Regions from separate parts of the Mus musculus genome. Here region 2 is linked to region 1. The links are chromatin loops, found by intact Hi-C in ENCODE. Cell type or tissue: heart. All regions are shown on one strand. Links, peaks and the distances in the headings refer to the core of each region. The heading gives the core; the rest is flanking DNA. Region 1 overlaps Ssh2 (slingshot protein phosphatase 2). Region 2 overlaps Ssh2 (slingshot protein phosphatase 2).

Region 1 (12,445 bases), core at 2,139-10,138:
GGCAGCCAATGCTTCTAACCACTGAGCTCTCTCTTCATCTGTCTCTCTCCCTTGCTTTAGATAGGTTTTCATGTGGCTCTGGCTGGCCTCAACATCACAGAGATCTGCCTTCCAAGTCCTATAATTAAAGGTATTTGCCACCATGCCCAGCACAAATTTTTCTTAATTTTTTTGTATATGTATTTACACATGCATGTAAATGTATGCATGTATTTATATGCATCCACTTGTGTGCGGGTACCTTAGGAAGCCAGAGGGAGTCCCAGGAACTGGAGTTACAGGTGGATATGAGTCACCATAAAGGTGCTGGGAACAGAACCTGAGTCCCCTGTAAAAGCAGTAAGAGCTTTTAACTACTGAGTCATTTCTCCAGCCCCCCCTTTAAAAGATTGTGTGTGTGTGTCTGTGTGTATATGTACATGTGAATGCAGGTGCTGAGAAGGCTGGAAGAAGTAATGGATCCCCTGGAAGCTGGAATTATAGGCAGCTGTAAGCCACCCATTGTAGTAGGTTCTGGAGGCTGACAATTATGAAAATCTGTTGTTAAAGAGTCAGTCCAAGAGGCTGGAATAACAACATAAACCCTCATGAGCTGCATAAGGACAGAAAGCCTTAAACTCTCTGCTAGTGACTTAATAGAGTGTAGAAAGGGCTTGAAGTAATCCAAAGTAAGCCCTGTCTGCTTCACCGGGGTGCTGAGCTCTAGATATTTCACCAGCATCGTATTCTAGGCAGAGCAATTCACATGACATGGGTTTTATAGTGTTTAAGAGAATGAGCTATAAAGGGAAGCTGCTTTGATTGCCTCCTCTTCTTCCTCTTCTTCTTCCTCCTCCTTCTTCCTCCTCTTCCTTCTTCTCCTCATCCTCCCCCTCCTCCTCCTTTCTCTTCCTCTTCTTCCTCTCCCCAGCTTGATTGTTAGCTTCATGGGCTAATGGCTATTAATAGCTTTCCATGTTATCACTCTGTATAAGTAGAATGTAGTTCTTTAGTTTCTAAGTTAAACACACATGAGAGCCATCCTAGTGGATATGGTGATCTTTTACACAAATAATAATCTTCTGACTGTGTCAGTTACTAAGTTCAAGAACTGCACAGGAGACATGTTACCCCAAGCCCAAGTGAGAAAAAAGCAACTTTCACATACTCAAAAGTTAGTGGTTGTACCTTACTAACACCAAGAAACATGACAAGCTGAGACTGTGCAAGATAAACCACATATTTATATAATTTAGTGGGTTCTGACCAAATGAATTTAAAGAGTATAGTTTATTTTTCAGACTTAAAAAACTGGAAGATTTAAACTTGCTATTTGGATTATCTTTAAGGATTACAAACAATTGTTTTAATTGTATTTCTGTATTGCTCATGTCTTTAAAATACCTGAGTATACCTACTGGATCTGGCTATTCACTCCCGTGACTCTCAGTCTTGAGCATGGTAGTCTGCCACAGCCACACAACTGGAATGTTCTCTTTGCCCTCTAGGTTCAGTGAGATCCTGTCTCAAGGGAATAAGATGAGAACTGGTAGAGTGGGACCTCTTGTGTCCGCAGGACTGCTCACCTGGGCATGTGCTCACACACCACGAGTAAAACCAAAAAAGCTTTATGCACATAAACACTTGTAGTTTACTTCCACTCTGTCATCTACTTACCTAAAAAGGAACTTGCTCTTGGTAATTATTTTAAGTTGAAGTGGCCTTCTTAGTAAAGAAAATAATGATTACTTCTTATTTGCAGATGATACATATTTTTGTTATAGAAAAGTCAGAAAACATTGTTTCTCTTTTATTCAAAAAACAAAAACAAAAAAGTATTTCTCATGATAGGTGTGGTGGCACATGCCTTTAATCCCAGCGCTCAGAAAGTAGAGGCAGGTGGATCTCGGTGAGTTCAAGGCCAGCCTGGTCTACATAGTGAGATCCAGGACAGCAAGAACTATATAGTGAGACCCTGACTCAAAAAAACTAAAACAATGAAAAAGCATTATTCCTATTCTTATCTCCTAAAGATATTTACTGTTAAGTCTTTTTCTGTGTATGTATATGTATTTTCTATGTGGGTGTTATATTGTATATATGTGTGTATACGTGTGTGTCAGTGTGTAGAAACCAAAGATTAATGTTGGGTATCTTCCTCTATCATTTTTCACTTTATTTCGGTAATATTTATTACTGAGGACTAAACCCAGAGCCTTGTACTTGTTAGGTAAGCCTCTACTATTAAGCTAAATCTCCAACCTTTGTACCTCATTTGATGAGACAGGATCTCTCACTGGGTCTGGAGCTCACTGGTTAGCCAGCAAGTCCCCTCACCACCTGTCTTCCTCCAGGAAAGATTAAAGATGTATGTGCTGCCACACTCCACTGCAGGTGGTACTGTGGGAGAGCCCAGCCCATTGTGGGTGGTACCATCCTTGGGTTGGTGGTCCAAGAAGCAGAGAGCAAGCCATGGAGACGGAGCCAGTAAGCAGCACTCCTCCATGGCCTCTGCATCAGCTCCTGCCTCCAGTTCCAGCCCTGACTTCCTTGGATAATGAAAGATGATATAGAAGTATCAGAAGACTAAGCCCAGAAATTTCCCATGGTATTGTCTTACTAGGGATACAAAAGTTTTAAATAATATTAGTTTGTATTGCCAGTGACCTTATGAAATTAGAATTTCTTAACTATTTATTGTAAACAGTGAATACATGTCTCTAACTTTTTAGAGAATGTCACTTAAAGCCGGACAGTGGTGGTGCACTTGGGAGGCAGAGGCAGGTGGATTTCTGAGTTCGAGGCCAGCCTGGTCTAGAGAGTGAGTTCCAGGACAGCCAGGGCTATACAGAGAAACCCTGTCTCAAAAAACCAAAACAAAAAAGAAAAAATTCTTGAACCTATAGTTTCTTTCCATCTTTGAGACATGGGAGTATTGTGTAAGAGAAAAGCTGTATTCTTAAAGCTGTATTTGAAGGTCACCAGCAGATCTAACTATCCCTAAGGACCAGTCTATGGAAAGTTTACAGGTGTGTATGGGGGGGGGGGCGGGGGAGGAGTGATAATTACAAGGCAGCAAAAGGAAAGCCCAGGTATATGCAAGCTCCATTAGTGTCAGTTGCCCGTCTTTGTTTTAAATCAACCTGCTTTCAGGGGAGTGTGTTTATGGGCAGAGAGGCCTTTCAGGTAAAGTCTCACTTTGGCAGTGGCAGCAGTCCTGCACTGCTGTACAGAGAGTGAGTTCAGCACCTTGTCGATCCTATCTCTACCCACAGCTCATCTCTTTTACATAGTAAAACTTTTGTTCATCAGAATGGGCCTCTGTGATTGGCCTGTCAAACTGCTGTTAGAAATTGAAAGTCCCTGATAAGGAGTCTAAAGGTCAAAGTGAATGGTGTGGGGTCACTGTTGCTTTCAGGGCATCATTGCAACCCAGCTTCAGCCTTTTAGCTCCAGAGAAAAATTACTATTTCTACAGTCAGCAGAAACAGGGAAAAAAAAGTCTTTCAAGAGTGTTTCTTGGGGCTAAAGAAGATAGCTCAGCCATTAAGAATGGTACATGCAGACAAAACAGTCATATACATAAAATAAAAATAAAATCTTTCTCTTAAAAGAGTGGGTTTTTTTTTTTAAGTTAAGTTGGGAGGTACTAGAAATTTCAGACTCCAGAGATTGTTAATGTAGGAATGTGGCTACATGCATACTCGGTTACTATGAGATAACAGACAACAAATAAAAGACAACCAGTTTAGTTTTAGAACAGAAAATCAGTTAGGTGACATTCATGTAGTTCATTTATTAACATGTGTTTTTTATTATTTAAGTTGCAGTTTTATGTGTGTGGGTGTTTATTTCTGTATCACTTGTATGCCTGGTGCCAGCAGAGGCCAGAAAAAGGATCTCCTAGACATGGAATTACAGATTTTGTTTGTGAACTTGTGAATCATCATGTAGAACCCAGGTTCTCTGGAAGAGCACACCCAGTGCCCCTAACTGCTGACCCATCCCCCCTGACTCCTAGGATCTTCTTTTGATGTGATAGGAGCAAGACAATAGGAAAGGAGAATAATAGTTCCATTTCTTACTAGAGCTATTAAAATAGGCTCTTTCTAAACGATTTTTATAAACTTTAGAGTTCAGAATTCAGGTACTACAAATACATGACCTTCAGCCTAATTAAAAGTCTCCTTTCAGGTCAGGAATGGTGGCAAACAGCAGTGAGTCCAGTGTCCACACTGGAGAGACTGGGGCAGGGGAAATGTGGTTTAAGGACACCCTGGTTACATAATAAGACCTTCTCTCAAAAATAAAATAAGTCTCTTTTTAGTTAGCAGTGGTCCTTGTATATTGACCTTGAAACCATAAGCTATTGTTTTTGTACTCTAACCTATTGAAAAGATTTTAACTTGGACAGCTACATAATTGTGGGACCTTCTGCAAATTAACTACATAGGACCCCTTGTTCATAAATCACTCAGAATTTAAAGATAACACTAGAGGATTAAACCAAGTGTGAACTATCTACACCACCAGACCTTATATGACTGCATAAACCACCAGACCTTATATGACTGCATAAACCCATGAAAATGGCCTGATTTTAAATACATAGAATTAATGAGAGCTCTGTTATTTATCCCTAAGTGTACTCAAACCCCTGTTTTATCTTTCTATTTTTTGTTTAGTTTACTACTGTGAGGGAAGGGCAGACACACATGCTGCAGTACCAGTGTAAAAGTCAGGGAACAGTTTGTGGAGTTGGCTTTCTTCATTCACTTCTTTGTGGGTTCCAGGATTTAAACTCGGATTGCCAGTAATTTTAATCTACTGAGCCATCTCATTGGTACCATATTAGCTTTTAGGTACAGGCTGACCTTGAACTCCGAAGTAGCTTGAATTAGATAGAGATCCTCTTGTACCAGCTTCCCACATGGCTAGCTCACGTGTGTGTACCACCGTGGCTGGCTTTTCTTTTCTTTCTTTTTTCTTAATGTTTCTCTTCTGAGCTATATAGTGAAACCCTACCTCAAAAGGAAAGGAAAGAATGAAAAGGAATATAAGATTTTTCCCTAGCCATTAAAGAACAAAATCAGTCAATGAGTCAATGATAAAAATCTAAGTTCTATAAGCACATTAGACTTAGGACAGAATAGGTAAAGAATGAGCTTTGCCCTCACTTGACTCTTTGTGGGATACATGATGGAGGAAGCTGTCAACCAGAAGACTATCTACCGGACCCAGTGGTGGCGGCGCACGCCTTTAATCCCAGCACTCGGGAGGCAGAGGCAGGCAGATTTCTGAGTTCGAGGCCAGCCGGGTCTACAGAGTGAGTTTCAGGACAGCCAGGGCTATACAGAGAAACCCTGTCTCGAAGGGAAAAAAAAAAAAAAGCACTACCAGATAACTCTCCACTGTTAGTTCCTGGTGTTTAGTTTTCAAGTTGGTGACTCCCAAGTTGAAAACCTGTTTATTCTAGTTCCGAGGAGACAAAACTGCTGAACATTTTACCCTGTTAACCTGGGCAGCTCTTTGTCTCTGCCTGAGGTGTGGCAGGCAGTCCTGGCAAGTGAGTTGCATGCAAGGTATTCATAGCATTGCTTTAGGCATGACTGTGCCAGATTTATGTATGGTAGAGATCTTTAGCTCTGTGCTAGAGATTATACCACCGTTCAGGATGGAATAAAATTGAGCATTAGTTGTTCTGGTGGCTGTCAAGGAATGCTAAGTTGATAGTTTTGCTTTTGGTGTCTTTTCCCATGACGAAGTTACCAACCTACTGCTGTGAGCTAAGCGTAGGACTGAGTCGCCTTCTATCTTTAATAGGGTGAGCATATCTTGTCTAAATATAGTAAGGTGGACTTGGCTACTAGTACTATAGGAGACAGTAGAATGACCTTCACTGGTCTTCCTCACTAGTGTTACATTTATATTTAAGGAAATAGAAACACTCTAACAATACAAGATTCAAAAGGTAAAAAATTGTGTACTAGATGAAAATAAAATATAAAAGCCTACTTATAAAAGAATATAGGCAAGCCAGGTATGGAGGTATACACTTGTATTTATAGCTACTTGGGAAGTTGAAATAGATCACAATTCAAAGCTAGTCTTGGTATCAAAGAGAGACCCTTTTTTTTTAATGAAAGTAAGAAAAACAAGCCAAAGTTATTTCTATATGAAAATATACCTAGCTCATGATTTATTGTTTCTGCTTTATTAACCAAAAATTAACAGCTATTGAAATGCAAAAAACAAAGCATAAGCTTTCATGTACCTTAGGTCTTGTACAGTGATGGTTTGAACTTTACAATCCGCTTTGGAGAAAACCATGGTCTACTAGGAAGACTGTTTTTGTGTGTGTGTTTTCTCGCCAAGCTTGTGAGATATCATGTAGATATCACCTACCATGCCTATTTAACAGAAAAAACTCAGACACAGAAATAAACTGACTTTACTAGGAGACTAAATGAATCAACATTACAACCAGTGATGGTGATTTCCCTATGCCTTGTTTTAGCTTATATGGCTTTCTTTTACTTTCTTTTTAAATGAATAATATTTTTTACATTATATGTGAATGAGTGTTTTGTCCACATATATGTCTGTGCACCATGTGCATGCCTGGTGCCCAAGGAGACCAGAAGAGGGCATTGGAACTGAAGTTACAAATGGTTGTGAGCTACCATATGGGTTTGGGGAATTGAACCTGGATCCTCTGGAAGAACAGCCAGTGCTCTTAAACTGCTCAACCATCTCTGTAGCCCCTTACTTTCTTTTTAGAGAATAAAACTACCTCCATAGCCTTTCTATAATGATTATTCCTATGAAAGAAATTCCCCTTCCTATCCTGTTACTATTGTTATTTAATTGATAACAGAGAAGAAAAGGATTCTATTTACAGCAAAATTTCCAGTGGAAGCGTGAAGCCAGTGAACACATTAACCGTTTGGTGTCTTAAACAATATGGAGTCCCATATAGCTTCTGAACAATCTTGCTTGTCGGGCAGCCTGACCCATTTTGACCTTTATAGGATTCTTTACTAGTTGCACTTCTTTTGCTTTGAAAAGCTTAGCAGGTTTTTTTTGCATATTTAATTGCCATAGAAATATAATGATCTCATCTTGGACTGAGGGTGTACTTTCTTTGTTGTTTTGTTTATTTATTTTTACTTACTCACATCTCACTCACTGCCCCCTTCCTGGCCACCTCCTTCTACAATCTTTCTGCCATCCTCCTTCCTCTTCTCCTCTTAAGCAGGTGGGGACTCCCGTGAGTATCCCCGCATCCTGGTGCTTCCTCTCACACTGAGGCCAGTCAAGGCAGCCCAGCTAATAGACATATCCCACATACAGGCAGCAGCTTTTGGGATAGCTCCAGTTCCAGTTGTTCAGTACCCACATGAAGGTCAAGCTGCACATCTGCTACATGGGAGTGGGAGGCCTAGGTCCAGCCCTTGTATGTTCTTTGATTGGTGGTTCAGACTCTGAGAGCTCCAAGGGTCCAAATTAGTTGACTCTGTTGGTCTTCCCATGGTGCTCATATTCCCTTCCGGACTTGCAATCCTTCCTCCTATTCTTCCGTAAGAATTCCCAAGCTCCATCCACTATTTATTTGGCTGTGGGTATCTGCATGTGTCTGAGTCAGCTGCTAGGTAGAGCCTCACAGAGGACAACATGCTCCTGTCTGCAAGCATAACAGACTGTCACTAGTAGTGTTGAGGACTGACGCCTGCCCGTGGCATGGTTCTCAAGTTGGGCTGGTTATCGATTGGCCGTTCCCTGAGAGAGTAGTTTTAAGATTCTCGGTAATAATCTCCTGAACTCAAACTTGATGAGTGTTTTCATACTGTTACATGAAGAAACTGAGCTCTACACTAACTCACTCCATATTATAGACTTTACTAATGGCATGAAAACTGTGAGATTGTAGTACATTTTTTTATAAATTGCTTCTGTGCATGCCACAGTGGACATGTAGAAGTTGGAGGACAACTTTCCCGAGTCGCTTCTTACCTTCTACCATAAGGTCCTGGGAATACAACTCAGGTCATCCGGCGGGGAGGCGAGTACCTCTGCCTGCTGAGAAGTCTTGATGACCTCAGGTTCTGGTTTTTGTTTTGTTTTATTTTGTTTTTCTGTCTACTTCTACATGTTTCCCTGAAGTAAATGAAGTACTCATCATCTTTCAGAGAAAATGTCTAAGACAACAAAACTGACTCAAAGGAATCTGATAGCCATATGTACTGTCATTAGAAAGCCCTGAATCCAGCCTAGTGATGCACACCTGTAACACACTGCAGAGGCCAAGGCAGGTGGGTCTTGAGTTAAAGGCCAACCTGGGCTACATTAACACAGTAAGGTTTCTCTAAAAAACAAAAACAAAACAACATTGGCTAATTAAGTAACTCCTGTGTACTGCTTCCTGTAAGTCAATAGAAATGGGATCTGAGAACTGGAAGCCTCACTTGTAGAAAGAGATATTTTGGATTGTCGGTGCTGAGCTACTTTTTAAATGGCTGTGTTCTGAAAGGAACAGACACCTTATTTTTTCATCCTATTTCACTCATAGCATCTTAAGTGTCACAATCTCATTTACAGAAGAGGAACAGGAAGCAAACTTTCTCAGCTTTATAATATTGGCAGCTTTTCTGTAATTAGATATAAATTGGATCAGATCTTATTCTCTAGGCATACCGTTCTTTCTGTGGCTACCCTGTGGTTGTGTTTTATGTCAATTCTTTGTTCTCCCTCATTCTAGAGATGGAGATATTGACTTCCTGAAAACTATCTTCCTATGGTATTCCTAACTCTAGGCAGTTTACCTGAGGGTCCTACATGTTGACACGTTTACTGTCCCTTGGTTGTCAGCTCACAATTAACACACTAGTACAGAACTTAGCTAAACTACCATTCATTTAACTAAAGCCTATCAGTATACTGTCATATCCGCTAAAGTCAGTAGGAAGGAGGAAAGTCCTTTGTGTAAAAGCATTCTCCCCAGCTGTTCTTCCTTGATGCTGGAAGTCTGGTACCTGGCAGGAAATGATATAGACATGTGTGATAACAAAGTGCCATGAGGAAGAATTACTTGTAAGGCCAGTGGATTGTCTGAATTGATGAGCTTGTCAGCTGGCAGATAGAAACAGGCAAGTTTGATTTCAAATGTGAGGTTTAACAAAGTATAACTTAGTGGGGAGAGGAAATTACTTTAAGAAAAGTTAGGACAAAGGCAGGTAGCATAAGAGTTAATAGCCATGTAAATAGACTTTTTTTTTAAATCCTTGTGTGAGAGGCTTAAAGCATTGGTATTTGTTCAAGACCAAAGGGCCTGTCAAGAGACTCAAGAGGGACAAAGAAAATATTTTTTATGAGTAGAAGGAATTTGTGCATATCAAAGCATTTCTGTCTGGCTTTTCTTACAACTGGAATTTCTTCATGAAATAAATTTTCCATTGTACCAGAAAATGAACTAGACAGTAAGTACCTCATATCCATCTACTCTGCATTCTCCAACTTTAGACCAATCTTCTGTCTTACCTAAGATACCAAAGTCATAGCTATCTCCCATTTGAAGCCTCACCCATTGTCCAGCCTGTTTCCTCTACTGTAGTTAGAAGAGTCTTTCTGTAAATGTAAACTGTGGCTTTCTGCTATGCTCAAGATAAGCCCAAATTCCTTGGCACACCGTACAGGATCCTTGTACTGCTTACCTTCTTACCCCCACCCCCACCCGCCTGTTTACAGCAGCCCCATTCCACATTTTAACTAGAACAATAGAGTTGAATTTGGTTTCTCTCTCTCCAGGGAAGATCATGTAGCTGATCTGGAGGACAGTTCTACCCCTGTCCCTTTCTCTAGAAGGGTAGTGATATATCTCACTGATTATTAATTAACCCTTTGCCTTAATACCCTCTCTGTCAGAGAGCCCTTCTCTGACCATGGTTATTTGACACTTTTAGCAGTTGAACCAGTAGGGTTTTTTTCCCCCAGCACGTTTACACCACCTGATTTTTATTGACTTGTCTCATCCTACCTCCATCCCACAAGTCTGTCAGTAATTTGAATTTATGTTTATTGCTATGTTACCAGTACCTAGAGCAGTAATTTGCTGCACAATATATTCTTGATAAGTATTTTTAATGAAACCTATGATATATTTTTTTAACATTTATTTTGTTTTATCTCTGTGGATATTTTTGCCAGCACTTAGTCTGTGCACCACTTACAAGCCCAGTGTTCTCAGAGGTACCACAAGAAGTCATCGGATCCCCTAAAGTTAGAGATGTTTGTGAGCCACCATGTGGGTTCTGGAAATCAAACCCAGATCCTCTAGAAAAGCAGCTGATGCTCTTGACCACTGAGCCACCTCTCCAGGGCTGTGTGTGTATGTGTGTGTGTGTGTGTGTGTGTGTGTGTGTGTGTGTGTGTGTGTGTGTGTGTGATGTATTCTTGAAAAATAATTTAAAACCACACTTTCAGAGGCAACTGCAGCACTTTAAAATATATATATTGATAGCTGGTCATGGTGCCACTACTCGAGAGGCAGAGACAGGCGGATCTGTGAGTTTAAGAACAGCTTGGTCTATATAGTGAGTTCCAGGCCAAAACTACATACTGAGACCCCAGTCTCAAAAACACTGTCGTGTATTTTGCTGATTTCGGATCTTTGGGATAGGTCCTGACAACCACACTTCAAGGCTACTGCTAGATTATATAACTACAGAAAGATTAGCCCTTTCCTGCCTTCCTTTTAATGTGTTGTGTTAGACCTAAGGGCTCTATATAGTTGATTATCTTTGGTTTCCCTGATGTAGTTTTCTGCTCTACTTGATAGTTTCACTAGTAGGAAAGTGTGGTTTTGAACTATGTGGAAGTAACAGGGTGATAGGTTAGCTGTTTCATTTTAACCTAGCACATTTAGACAAACCTATATATGGCATTCCTTTGTCACAGAAGTGAAAAAGTGATGATCTGTAAGGCCTGTGGAAGGTTCCGGAATCTGAACAAGAGATTTCTAAGTCTTTTGTAGTCAGCTTGCCCAGAAGACAGATGTAGGGCAGTAACCCGTATAACACACCCAGCTTCTCAGAAAAGGAAGTTCAAGAAAGAGCACAACGGAGGACTTTGCAAGTCAGTTGAAAGTGTTTTGAGTTGAAGGAGATTTTAAAGTGTACCTCAGTCTTTGGCATCCCTCTTACTGTTTTCAAACCATGTTTTTTTAACTATATATGCATTACCCCAGGCACACTATGAAGCAATATGATAACCTTCCTATAGTATCTTTATGCAAAAGAAAACAGTATAGACCTAAAATATTCATCAAACTAAACAAATGAAATTGAACACACATAAAACACAAGGCAGTAGAGCAGATCAACAGTTGTATTATCTTCATTTTCTATCTGAGTTTTTCTGCATATAATAAGCTATATAAGTGAGAACAAGTAGGGAGGTGACAGGCAAATTTAAACAGTAAGTTCTGCCCCATCTATTCTCCCACAGGGGTGGGGTTGCTCTACCTAAGAGTTAAATGGTATTGTTGGCAAAGAGCCTCAGTCACTTAAATAAAAACACATGGCCAGGGGCTAGAGAGATGATTTAGCCAGTTAGGAGCACTGGCTGATCTTGTAGAAGTCCTGGGTTCAATTCTCAGCACCAATATGGCAGCTCACAGCCATCTGTAACTTTAGTTCCAGAGGATCTGACAGCTTCTTTTGCTTTGTGTCAAGCCTGAGGCACATATGCAGTACACATGCATGCATGCATGCATATAAAATAATTATAAACATAAAAATACAAATTTTAAAAGAAAAAGACAAGGGCAGCTTTAGTTCTTCCTTGTTTGACTAGTAGACATGCTGATGGAAGGCATCTTGGACAGAGATAGGCAATAAACACAGGCATTAACCTAAAAACTTTGCATTTTTCTGCCCTGAGGGTAGTAATTGTTGGTTTCTTCACAGCTCACTTTCCCTCGAGCCCCACCCCTCACTGCAGAGAAAAACTTGTTGACCACAGCTCCACTTTTCAAGTCTTGCACAAAGGCAGATGTCTCTAAAATGTCGCTTACGCAAACCATGTGTTTGTGTGCTTCACTGTTCCCACGGGGCCGGTTCCTTCAGAGCCCTGCTTAGTTTCCTTCCTTCCTTCCTCTCGCCTTCTCTTTTTCCTTCTTTAAAAACTGAAAACACATTAAAACTTTAATTTCCTTTATAAAAAGAGGGGGAAAAAAAACACAGCCTGCCTGACAACCATGTCTGTTCTTCCCAATTTTTAATACGCATAGGTTTATTTTTTTTAACCTAGTTTTTCTTAAGCAGAAGTTCAGATATTTCGTCATACAGCCACTTCCCTGTTTTTCCCTGGTTCTGGTGTTATCATTTGGTTTAGGGTTGTGAGTTAACAAAAGGACATTGTATCTTATCAGCACTCTTGTCAGTAAGGCCTTGCTTATTTTTAAAATATT
Region 2 (12,445 bases), core at 2,770-10,769, 59 kb after region 1:
ATTAGCGATGAATCAAAGCAGTATTTTGACCAGGTGCTTCCTTAACCAGACAAAGAGTACTATAGTCTCCCGTTTCTATATGTACTATAGTCTCCCGTTTCTATATGTAGCCATTGTATCTGGAGCAACTAACACTGAGTATATTATAGCTGCAGCAGGTCTATAAGGTATGATTGTAAAGAGTGAATTTCCAAATGAAGAGAGTATGCCTGGAATCTCTGGAGTGCAATTGAATTTTTCTGAGCATTTGCCTATTTTGAGTAATAGAAAACATCTTAGGGGACTGACAGATGTCAGGTAAATGTTTGCTGCACAAGCATAGAGACTTATTCAATCCAAAATATCTACTTTAAAACACACACACACACACACACAACAGAATAGAGCCAGACAAATCTGAATCTAATCACCCTACTAGCCTCACCAAATTGATGAGCTCCAGGCTCAGTAAGAAACTCTGTCTCAAAGAAATGGGACTGAGGAGGTACCCAACAGTGGCTCCACATGCAGGAGCACACATGCACAAGTACACAGATGCACACACATACACACAAATGTGTACACATGCATATACCACACATACACACTTCAGAAATAAAACCACAGGTTATGTTTTTAAAATCCTTTTTAGTTGGCCAGGCGTGGTGGTGCACGCCTTTAATCCCAGCACTTGGGAGGCAGAGGCAGGGGGATTTCTGAGTTCGAGGATAGCCAGGGCTACACAGAGAAACACTGTCTCAAAAAAAAAAAAAAGTGGGGGGATTAAAAGGTATTTTTTAAAAATATGTAAGATCTTTGAAATGGCTTAGCAGGTAAAATCCCTGGCCAGACTGACAACCTGTGTGTAATCTTAGGATACTCTTGGTTGAGGAGGGAGCTAACACCCAGAAATTCACCTCTGGACCCCAATGTGTGCTACTGTGGCATGTGTATCAAATCATATATCAATTTTTTTAATTTTATAGGTGTTATACATTGTTAAACTCAAAAGTTAAAAATACGTATTGCTCTTGCAAACTCCCTAAATTTAATTTCCAGCTCTCAAACAGTGGCTCATAATCCTCTGTAACTATAGTTCCAAGGGATCCTTCATCTCCTTCTGACTTCATCAGGCACACATGGTGCACAGACATACATGCAGTCAAATTACTCACATAAAATAGTAAAATAAATAAATAAGTGTTATAAAGAAAATATGTAAGAGAATGGTCATAGAATTCTCTTGCACTTCCTTTTCCTTTAAGAGAAAAACATCAGTTTATAGCCAATTAAGACATTTATTTGAGCTTCTGCTATAAGCTAGGTTTTATTTTTAAGCACTGGAGATAGACCAATAAACAAAATGTAGAAGGTCCTAGGTTTTGTGTAAGTTACTTCCTAGCATTTCTTTTGTGTGTCTTGTTTACTTTCTAGCATTTCTGGCTTTAGTGTAGGTAAATAGAAAAAAGATAGTTTTTAGTTTTGTTTACCCTTCTTGGATTTCTGAGTTCAGAGTCAGGAGGTTTAATTTAGTTTCAGTGTATGTAGCCAGAGCTATTCTTAGAAGGCAAGTCGTGTGAATGAATAAATGGTCTAAAGAACCAGGAGACTAAGATAGCAAGAATGGTAAATGCCATTAGATGAGTACTCCCTGAACATCAAAGCACATATCCCTGTGGCTTAGGGGCATTGGCCTCTGTGGAGCCCATAAGAATCATAGAGAGTAAGTTATCCCATGATTCTGTGCCAAAGAGAAACAAATTTTAAATAGTTAATTGTTGAGATTTTTTTGTTTGCTAATGACAGTCACAACATGAATCCAAGTATATGAGGCCATAGGTCCTGGACCTGTTTTTCACTGGGGAGTTAGTTGTCAGTTCTCTCCCCCTCCCCCAGCTCCTTGCCTTGAGAATTCAAGCAAGATCAGAGACTCTTGACTCCTGTGGAGGGAGGAAATTCTCCAGAAAATGATACTCTGTAAAATTTTAAAAGTAGACAAGTTTGAGATAGAAGTGATTTTTATCCTTTGGTACCCCATAATTCTACAGTGCTCATTTTAGGCTTATCTTTCAGGTCTGCACTACAGAGTTTGCACAAGGCTTGTGAAGTGGCCAGAATGCATAACTACTATCCAGGCAGCCTTTTTCTCACTTGGGTGAGTTATTACGAGAGCCATATCAACTCAGATCAGTCCTCAGTCAATGAGTGGAATGCTATGCAGGATGTGCAGTCTCATCGGCCTGACTCTCCAGCCCTCTTCACAGACATGTAAGTTGGCTTGCTGAGGACTGTGGAAGCACATGTCCTAAACAGCAAATTCCTCAGGAACTAACCCTACACCACATATGTCATACATGAAGAATAGCCTTCTATCACCTGCAAAGGCCTGAGGAATTTCATTCCTGGGCACAATGGACTAACCATATCAAGAATGTAATGCTATAAAAATCAGATTCCACTAATTTGAAATTTGAATTTGGAGGAATTGGCTATAAAAGGATCATTAGATAAGTTAACAGCAAGATGCTTTTGAAGGGTTACTTAAGAAATTAAGCTGACTTTCAAAGGAGAACACTGTTCCTTTAGATGAAATCCCCAGTAACAATAGTTGATGTCTTATCTTTTATCAAATTCTGTTGCAACCAAGGCTGTTCATACTCTTCGGGACTGGAGGTCCACACTTTTTTTTTATTAGGTATTTTCCTCATTTACATTTCCAATGCTATCCCAGAAGTCCCCCAGGCCCTCCCCCCCGAGGTCCACGCTTTTAATCCCAACACTAAGGAAGCAGAGGCAAGGGGATCTGAGTTCAAGGTCAGCCTGGTCTACAGAGCGAGTCCTAAGCCATTCAGAGGTACATAGTGAAACCCTGTCTCAGGAAAGAAAGATGTTTCCAATCCCTTTAAAGGAATATCTGGGTTAAATTTATTTCTATTGAATTGTGGTTTTATTTTAGGCCAAAAAGTAATCAAAACATTATTTGATTTAAAAACAAAAACAGGGAGTTGTTGATTCTAGAGCCGTCTTTCCAGGAGACCGAGTCCTTTCAAGATATCATAGTAACCAACGAGATAGGAATCTGTGGAAAGGGATCTTCATGGTTTCATGTTGTGAAGCTGGTTAGTGGGTTTTGGAGAAATGGATGTTCCATCTCGCTCAATACAGGGGATAGTAGCACACAGTACACTTGGGAGACTGAGGCAGAAGGGTTTCAAGTTCTAGGACAGCCTGGACTACATAGAGTAGAACCAACCCCATCTCAAAATAGAGAATAAATGTTTCAAGTCAGTAAACTAATGTTTTCCTTCCCGAGTTATCTTTTGTTTGAGAAGACGTTGGATCTGTGGCACAGAAGGGATTGCTTGACATTCCTAAGCAAAAACAAACAAAACAGTGAGAGAGCCTGTCACCCAGTAAATTTACTTACTGAATTTTAGTTCTTAGTTTTAAGATGTATTAATAAATTATCTTTGTAGAAAATGACTTCATGGACACTGTAGACCAGAGTATCAGTGATGATGCGCAGACTACTTTTATGTCAACTTGACACAAAGAGTTGTCAAAAGGAAAGAACTTTGATTGAGAAAATGCCTCCATAAGATCAGCCTGAAGGAAAACCTGTAGGACATTTTCTTCAGTAGTGATTGATGGGAGCGGGCCCAGCCCTTCATGGGTGGTGCCATCCCTGGGCTGGAGGTTCTGGGTTCTGTAAAACACCAGGCTGAGCAAGCCATCAGAGGGAAGACAGTAAGCATGGCCTCTGCATCAGCTCCTGCCTCCAAGTTCCTGCTATGTTTTAGTTCCTGTCCTGGTTTCTTTTAATGAAGGACTACCATGTGGAAGTGTAAGCCAAATGAACCCTTTTCCTCCCCAACTCTTGGTCATGGTGTTTCATCACAGCAATAGTAGCCCTAACTAGGACATGGATATATCTGGATAGAGTGATTTTTTTAGTTAGTTTTGTTTTCTCTGTATTTTCACATTTGTTCCAGTAGCATCAAAGAGGGGAATGTGTTTGTGGGCTATAATGCCTTTCTGTGTCCTCTTCCTACCCAAATTAACTTTAAAAGCTTATAAAAGGATAGTGAAAATACAAGAAAATGTGAGGCAAAATGTATTTACAGTGTTTACTGTGAACAGTTTGTATTTGTAATCCAAGAGGGGCATGTCCACATGGAGTTCCCCAGTGTACACCTAATATCATACTAGGCTTAGAGAGGAGAAAGACCTTGTTCAAGGTCACATCATTGTAAAGGACTCAGAGAAAAACTGCTGAACTAAGAAATCAAACCCATGCATGCACACAGCTGCTAAAATCTGCTTTTATCAACACGTCTTTTCAGTGGAAGACTGTCCTTACACATTTGCTCCCATATTAGCCTAGATAAGAATTGTCCTCTTAGTCACAACAGAAATGCCTTGCTGTGAACAAGCGAGTGTTAGCAGTGTGCTGTGTGCTGTGTGCTGTGTGCTTCATGAGAAGCTGAGTGCCTAAGCAATGTGGAGCCCTGAGGGTGTGGAGTGCAGCCTGCAGCCTTGGAGATTACCAAGGCTATTTTTGCGGGCAGTGATAAGGCTGTAAGCAGCAGGAACAGGCAGGATGCCTGAAGGCTTAGGCCATGTCCATTTCTAAATAAGGAAATACAGAACAGATACCTTTCTCGAGTAGGTAGGAACAAAGATGGGATAGAAAGTACTCAAGTTCTCCATAATGAAACTGTGCCTCTAGAGAGAACCAATGCTTTTCTGGTAGTGAAGAGTCTGCCGCCTAGGCTGATTTCATAGTAAAGTTCCAAGAATAGATTTATTTTATTTTGTTTATTTGCTTGTTTGTTTTGAGGCAGGGTCTTACTGTGTAGCACTGGCTGTCCTAGACGTATGTTGCATTGTAGACCAGGTTAGCCTCGAACTCAGTGTGCTGGGACTAAAGCATGTGCTACCACATCTGGCCTTGAGTAATTTTATTTAGAGTCAGAAGGCTAGAAAACAGCACAATGCTTTAGCGAGAGAGCTAGGTTAGGCTGAGTGATCTGATTTCCCTGATAATGTATATGATTACCAGTGTATCTTTTAGCATTTGTCTCCTTAACTATAAAATAATATTGTTAATATAAAAACTTTACAGAAATGAGCAGGAAGGAAAGGGCAGTGATACACATTTATAATCCCATTACTTGGAAAACTGAAGCAGGAGGATTGAAAGTTCTAGGCCAGCCTGGACTACATGGCAAGACCTTGTCTCCAAAAACATAAAAATTTTCACAGAGCTATTCTGAGAGTTGCCATGAAAAGGAAAGTGTTTTGGATGAAACTATTCCATCCAAATAGCTGACCCCCTACAACCCATTTTGCAATAAAATTTGCCTTGTTGGAGGGAGATGGATCCGCTCTCCTTCTTTCCCAGCTTATAGGCCCACAGCCATGAATAATCAGAACAGATCATCAGAATGGCGTTTTAAGGTCTGGTTCTATTGAGTCACACCACTAGGCTACCCAGATTGGTATTCTAGCTCACTAAGTAATGCTATCCAAAGGCCCTTGACAGGAACATGAGACCACTTGATACACGCAGCTCATCTTTGCTTCTTCATAAATCTGTATATTTATGATGTATTCAAAGATGTTTTAACATATAGAGGGCTGGTGAGATGGGTCAGTGGGTAAGAGCACCCGACTGCTCTTCCGAAGGTCAGGAGTTCAAATCCCAGCAACCACATGGTGGCTCACAACCATCCATAACAAGAACTGACTCCCTCTTCTGGAGTGTCTGAGGACAGCTACAGTGTACTTACATATAATAAATAAATAAATATTTTTAAAAAAGAGTTGACATTTTAAAAAAACATATAGAACCTGTTCAAGTAATTTTTGCATGTTTATATTCTATATGGGTTTTTTTTTTTTTTAATGTTCGTTGGTTTGGTTTGGGAGTGTGTTCTTATTGTTAGCTTTGGTTTTTGGTTTTGTTTTAGGAATTGTCTCATTATGTAATACCCACATTGCCTTGAAACTCACTATGTATTCGCCTGCAATTTTCATTTGTTTCTGCAGTATAAATAAGAGTAAGAGAAATAGTTTGGAAACATAATCCAATGGTGAATTCATTGCTCTGATTAAGTTGTTTACAAAAAAAAAAATCACTACTTGTTTATTCTCAGACCAACTGAACGTGAGCGAACAGAAAGGCTTATTAAGACTAAATTAAGGGAGATCATGATGCAAAAGGATTTGGAGAATATCACCTCCAAAGAGGTAAGCAACTCTGAGTCCTCGCTGTTCCAAAGCCAGAAGTGGGATAACAGTAGATAGGGAGCTAAACTGGTATTGAAAACACAGAGGAGCCTTACAGAGATGAATACAGCACATCACCTCTGTTTCAGATACGCACGGAGCTGGAGATGCAGATGGTGTGCAACTTGCGAGAATTTAAGGAATTCATAGATAATGAAATGATCGTGATCCTTGGTCAGATGGACAGTCCCACACAGATATTTGAGCATGTATTCCTGGTAAGTTTTAAAACCACTTCAACTGGTATTTTGAAACTAGCTTTGGACTCAAGATGGGAAGGAAAGAAATTGTTACTTTACTATATTTAAACAAATATAACTGGACTGGAAAAATGGCTCAGTGGTTAAGAGTACTTACTATTTGTGCAAAGGAACTAGATTCAAATCCCAGCACCCACATGGCTCAGAACCATCTGTAACTCTAGGTCCTGGGGATCTGAAGCCCCCTCCTGGCCTCTGCAGTTACCAAGCATTCATCTGGTACACAGGAGATCAGGCAGACAAAACACTCATGTAAATAAAATAAATAAATCGAAAAAACGTGTCATGTAACTCATTAAAAGCATAGGCTCTGTGTACTCAAGCCTTGCTGGTTTCTAATCATCTCACTACCTGATGTTACTAACAGTCGTCATTTGTGCTGTTAGTGCTGTTTACATGGACGTATGGCAGGGATGCTACAGAATGTTTTGCTGCTGCTCATACCTTCCCAGTTCCCTTTTCAATGGACTTTTATGTGGATTAAAACTTGAGTGTAGTGGGAATATTTATACCAAGAAATTTAGCAAATGCCACAAACCAAGGCTTTCTTCCTCTAGGTTATTAAATATGTCATCTGTTTTCAGAGTCAAAAATGTCAGTTGCTTGTGGTTTCATACAATATATCTACCACTTTGAGGTTCCACTTCCAAAACGCATTCCCTAGGCCATTAAGAGCCGGCCTGGCTGGTGCCGGGTGTGGTGGCACACGCCTTTAATCCCAGCACTTGGGAGGCAGAGGCAGGGGGATTTCTGATTTCCAGGCCAGCCTGGTCTACAGAGTGAGTTCCAGGACAGCCAGGGCTACACAGAGAAACCCTGTCTCAAAAAAAAAACAAAAACAAAAATATATATATATCTAATACAATTCATCAGAGCAGATGGGACCTTCTTGTAACAGAAAGTCTGTTGGGCTGTATTTGCTTAGCTATTGTTTAGAGTGCTAAGGATCGAATCCTGATCCTTGCACGTGTTAAGCATGTGTTCTATCGTTGAACTACATCCTCAGCCATGAACTTTTTTTTTAAAGTATTTATTTATTATTACACATAAATAAGTATACTGCAGCTGACTTCAGACACACCAGAAGAGGACGTCAGATCTCTTACTGGTAGTTGTGAGCCACCATGTGGTTGCTAGGTTTTGAACTCAGGACCTTTGGACCTTTGGAAGAGCAGTCAGTGCTCTACCCGCTGAGCCATCTCACCAGCTCCCAGCCATGGACTTTTGAGCATATAAAGCCGTGTCACAGCATCTTGAGCCCTCAAGTTACTTTTCATGATTACCAAGAAGTCAATAACTAAAAATTGTTCTTTGTAGTTCCCATTCAGTGACCTGTAATGCCTCAAGGAAGACACAGAGATGGGTTAAGGGCAGAGAAGATAGGAAGTTGTCTAGAGTTGAAGAGTTCTAGTTTCACATGTACGTGGTAGTGTGAACAAGGTTAACAAGAATACTTAAAAGCAAAGAAGAATGCTAAAGTATCATTTTTGTTTCTTCTTCCCATATATTTTTGCCAAATATGCTTCAAATGCTTCTTATCCTTATTCATCGAAAGGCCAGTATTATCTATATCCAGCTATGTAACATTTCCAATTTCTAATGAACACATATGTGAACTGAACTACTTAGAAGCCAGGAAAAGGAATAGAAGAAGGATAGACACACAGAAACTGACTAAACTGGGTTACTGCACTCTGAACATTCTGGAGTTTATTTTACCGTGCAGTCAGATTTGGTGCCATTGAAAGCTTGGCACTGTAGAACATGTTTGTCTCTAGTTTGATTCATGTGGACTATAGCTATGAAATTAACTGTGCAAAGCTGAACTGGTAGGAGCTCTTCTTTTCTCGTACTTCTGAGGAATAGGATTACAGGCATGTGCTATCATACCCCACTTAGATTTCTTCTTACCTTTTTTATTTTCTTTTTATGTGGATGTATATGCCTGTATACCACGTTAATGCAGAGGTCAGAAGATAACACCAAATTCCTAGAACTAGAATTGTAGACAGATGGTTATGCGCCACCCTGTGAGTGTTAGGAACTGAACCCAGGTCCTCTAGAAAAGCAACAAGTGCTCTTAACCACTGAGCCGTCTCTCCAGCCCCTAGAGTCTGGACTTCTAAAGTACACATTTGTGTACTTAGTTTTGAATAAAGGAAAAAAATCTCTTCAGTTTCACCAACAGTTTGGTTTTCTATGAAAACCAAAAGATTAGACATTTCTTTCCATTGTGAAATTTTAATTTTTGTTTGGTTTTTGTTTGGTTTGGTTTTGGTTTTTTGAGACTGTGTTTCTCTATGTAAGTCTGGCTGTCCTGAAACTTGTTCTGTAGATCAGGCTGGCCTCAAACTCAGAGATCTGCCTGCCTCTGCCTCCTGAGTGTTGGGATTAAAGGTATGGATAATTTTCATATTTAAGGAAATAACTTCCAAATAGAATCCTAAAATTTAACCTTATTCAACATGCAAAATACATGCTTGAAAGGTGTTGTATAAACATCTTATACTTATTTTGATGGCTTCCTCTCAGTTTGTGCCACATGTCCTATGTCTTTGTCTTCTTCAGTGAGTATATACTTTCCCAGCAATTGGCATGGAAAAAGAAATCTATTCTAGTTTTAAGTTGCAGAGTTACTTTTCTCAAAGTTATCTCATTTCATGCATAGTTGCCATGCTTGGAGCTCAACCAGACTTTGAGGAGAGGCAGCAATTCTCCCTCACTCTGGAAGAAAGCTCAGCTCTGCAGTATACTGCACAGAGATCTGTTTATTCAGAAAAATATCAGCTGATATGGAGAAGGAATGTTTAGAACATAGTTCAAAGAAAATCTGCAGTGAAGCTGATTGCTGGGTAGCCAGGTTATTATTAGGGGAAGGATTCATCTAAATTCTTATAAGATTGTACAATTTCTCTTGCTGGCAGCCTTTGCCCAACCAGATTTTAGTATCAACAGCTCTCCTGGAGGCTGTCCGATTTGGCTGAGAAAAACCTACATGTGAATAGAGACCTTTTGCAGAACAGCAACTTTTTCTTTTAGCTGAGCAAGGGAAACAAGAGTATTGGACACAGAGTAATCTTGCTTATGAATAAAGTGTCAGAATTTTTATTACTGGTTATCTTTTTCAAGATTTGGCATTACAGATCCTTTCTAGAAGGGAGTTTTCAAATAAGAATTCAGCTACAAGCTGCTTATACTTGTGGTAGGACAGAGAAATAGTGTAGTATTAAATGGGCCACCTTTATCATATTCATAATTTTTGATCCTCAACTGGAAGTGTACACCATAAACCTCTCTTAAAGGGAAAATCCAGGGGCCAGCAAGGTGGCTCAGCAGGTAAAGACACTTGCTACCATACCTAATGACCTGAGGTCAATCACCAGAACCCACATGGTAGGAGAGAAAAGGCTCTTTCAGGTTGTCCCCTTGTATGACTTCCTATGTGGAGGTCATGACATGACATGAGTACATACAAACACACATGTGTACATACAGACACACATATAATAAGATAAAATTATAAAAAATTAATTAATTATGGTTAGAGATGTACCTCAGTTAATAGAGTGTTTGCCTAACCTGAACACAACACTGTGCTCAGTTCCCAATACCATGCAAACTGATTTACTGGTACCCCCTGTAATCCCAGTTCTTAGGAGATAAAACAGTAGGCTTTGAAGTTTGAAATCACTGGAGCCAGCAAGATGACTCAGTGGTAAAGACACTTGGCCTAAAGCCTGACAACCTGAATTTGACCCCCAGAACATACATGGTGAAAGGCAAAAACCAACTCCTGGAAGTCAAGTTGTCCTCTGAACTCCACATACACAGGTGACACTTGTCTGTTCACACATGTGCACACACTTACCGCCCACCCACACCCAGGAAAAGATAATTTCTTGTACTATCATTAATAATACTAGATGTGACATTAATAATACTAGATGTGATAACATTAAGTTCCTGGTATTAAGAGGCATTGAGTACATGTTATTGAGTCACTGTTTAGAACCTCTGTTTCCCCCATGTTCCTTTTAGGATGCTGTGTTTGGTTGACTTGCTAATACTCACCTTGTCTTTTTTACTTCATAGGGCTCAGAATGGAATGCCTCGAACTTAGAGGACTTGCAGAACCGAGGGTGAGCACACAGAGCAATTGCTGACACCCCTGTATAACAGAAGTCCCTGTTTAATCTTTATATTTTCCTGTCAAAGAAGTATCAATGGGTAACTTTAATCCTTAGAGTTGCTTTGAGTGCTCAGGTATAATTTTACAAAAATCAGAACAGTTGTTCTCTCAACTGTTTGATCATCTTCCCGCCCAAGAAAGATGAGTTGTATTAATTGAAAGGCTTTGAAAAACAAATGCCCAAGTGTTTGGTACTCTTTAAAAATCAAATGTAGTTGCTAGAAATGAAGTTCATTGATAGCGCTTGCCTAGGCCAAAGGAAGAAGAGAATGACTCGTTTCCGATTGCCTTGATAGACGACATCCTGATCAGTGCCATGCATACGCCCTACTTTCTTCTGACAAGAAAGGTGTTTACAATTGCTAAAATGAACTTATAGTTTTCATATAAAAAATTCCAAGTAAGAAAAAATAGTTGCTTAGTTGAAGATATAAAAATAAGTATAGCTTGAAATTTTCTAATTAGTAAGGATTAGTCTGGAGCTTTTAAAGGTAGAGATTACATCTTCATCTTTTGAATTTATATCCACCCAGCTCAGAGCCTCACACTGAGATGATGGTCAGTATGAATGAATGATAAGAAATTCATACACACGTGAGAACTGTCACTGCCCAATGACAGATGAAAGGGGGAAGTCAACTAGTAAACTGGGCTGAGAATTCAAAAACCTTGGCTGTCATCCTGTGTCTTCCATTTGCCCTCTTAACACTAGATAAATTGTTCACCAGTAGGTTTCGTGACATGTCCCTTGAAGATGAGACCCTGGTTGCAGCTGAAAACACTGACTCTGCCTTATCTGCAGAAGTTCACTTAATTTCCTTGGTAGTGAGACACAGTCTTTGACAAAGTACCATTCTGTAAATTTAAAAGAGCTATCATTCTAGAAAACCAATATATGATATTTAGTATGAGATCTGAGATTTGACATACCCTGCTTGCCAAGTCATTATAATCAAATTGTATGTACATATACACTAGACCGTAATCCTCGCTGGAGAGAAGACTCATCCATCTCATTGCTTCTTCTGTTAAGATGTTTTATAAGACATTAAATCTGTGTTCATTAATGGGTTACCATGTGATGTCTGGGTACATATACTTAATGTTTTAAATCAAGTTTGTCATCTGGAACATGTTTCAATTCTTTTTTTAATAAGTTATTTTTTATGTGTATAGGTATTTTGCCTGCATGTATATCAGATTCCTCTGGGACTGGGGTTACAGATAGTGGTGAGCTGCTATGCTGGGAATTGAACCTGAACTCTCTGAAAGAGCAGCCAGTGCTCTTAATCATTAAGCCATCTCTTCCACCTCCATCTATCAATTCTCTATGGTGAAAACTCTTCAAAATATTTTCTTCTTGCTTTTTGAAATGTACAGGATGTAGCTATCCACAGTCATCCTACTGTGGAATATGAGTCATCATTTACTCTGAGAAGGCTAAACTACAAAGTGCAACTGACTCTTCGTCTTTAAAACCAGAATAGCCGGGCAGTGGTGGTGCACGCCTTTAATCCCAGCACTTGAGAGGCAGAGGCAGGCGGATTTCTGAGTTCGAGGCCAGCCTGGTCTACAGAGTGAGTTCCCAGGACAGCCAGGGCTACACCAAAAACAAAACTCTTGTCTCAAAAAAAAAAGGAGAGAGAGAGGTTGATTGGATATACAGGCATCTATTTAGGTCTTATTTCTCAAATTGAGAGACTCTTAAGCATTAGTTTGTGTCTTT

The links. Hi-C counts contacts between places; a loop is a spot of excess contacts. Peaks named below come from ENCODE experiments on the same cell type or tissue, not always from the same donor. Only the 100,000 strongest peaks of a DNase experiment are listed, where the experiment ranks them.
Region 2: it touches region 1 in a loop (2.1-fold over the local background); 2 of 42 quality-filtered maps call a loop at or near these places.

Annotation. Positions count from the first base shown.
Region 1 is chr11:77,360,387-77,372,831 of GRCm38, forward strand. The region is part of intron 2 of Ssh2 (slingshot protein phosphatase 2); the gene reads left to right. Among named protein-coding and RNA genes, the nearest start is that of Coro6, 97 kb to the right of the region's middle. In heart, for the core only: a CTCF peak has its summit at 6,621 (motif pointing right); a DNase peak (open chromatin) is centred at 7,685; H3K27ac peaks cover 2,837 bases.
Region 2 is chr11:77,419,164-77,431,608 of GRCm38, forward strand. Ssh2 (slingshot protein phosphatase 2) reads left to right here. Exons shown (of 15, transcript NM_177710.4): 8 at 2,053-2,247; 9 at 6,138-6,231; 10 at 6,360-6,488; 11 at 10,623-10,669. Among named protein-coding and RNA genes, the nearest start is that of Coro6, 39 kb to the right of the region's middle. RefSeq lists an enhancer at 3,306-5,278. In heart, for the core only: a CTCF peak has its summit at 5,780 (motif pointing left); a DNase peak (open chromatin) is centred at 4,538; H3K27ac peaks cover 2,487 bases.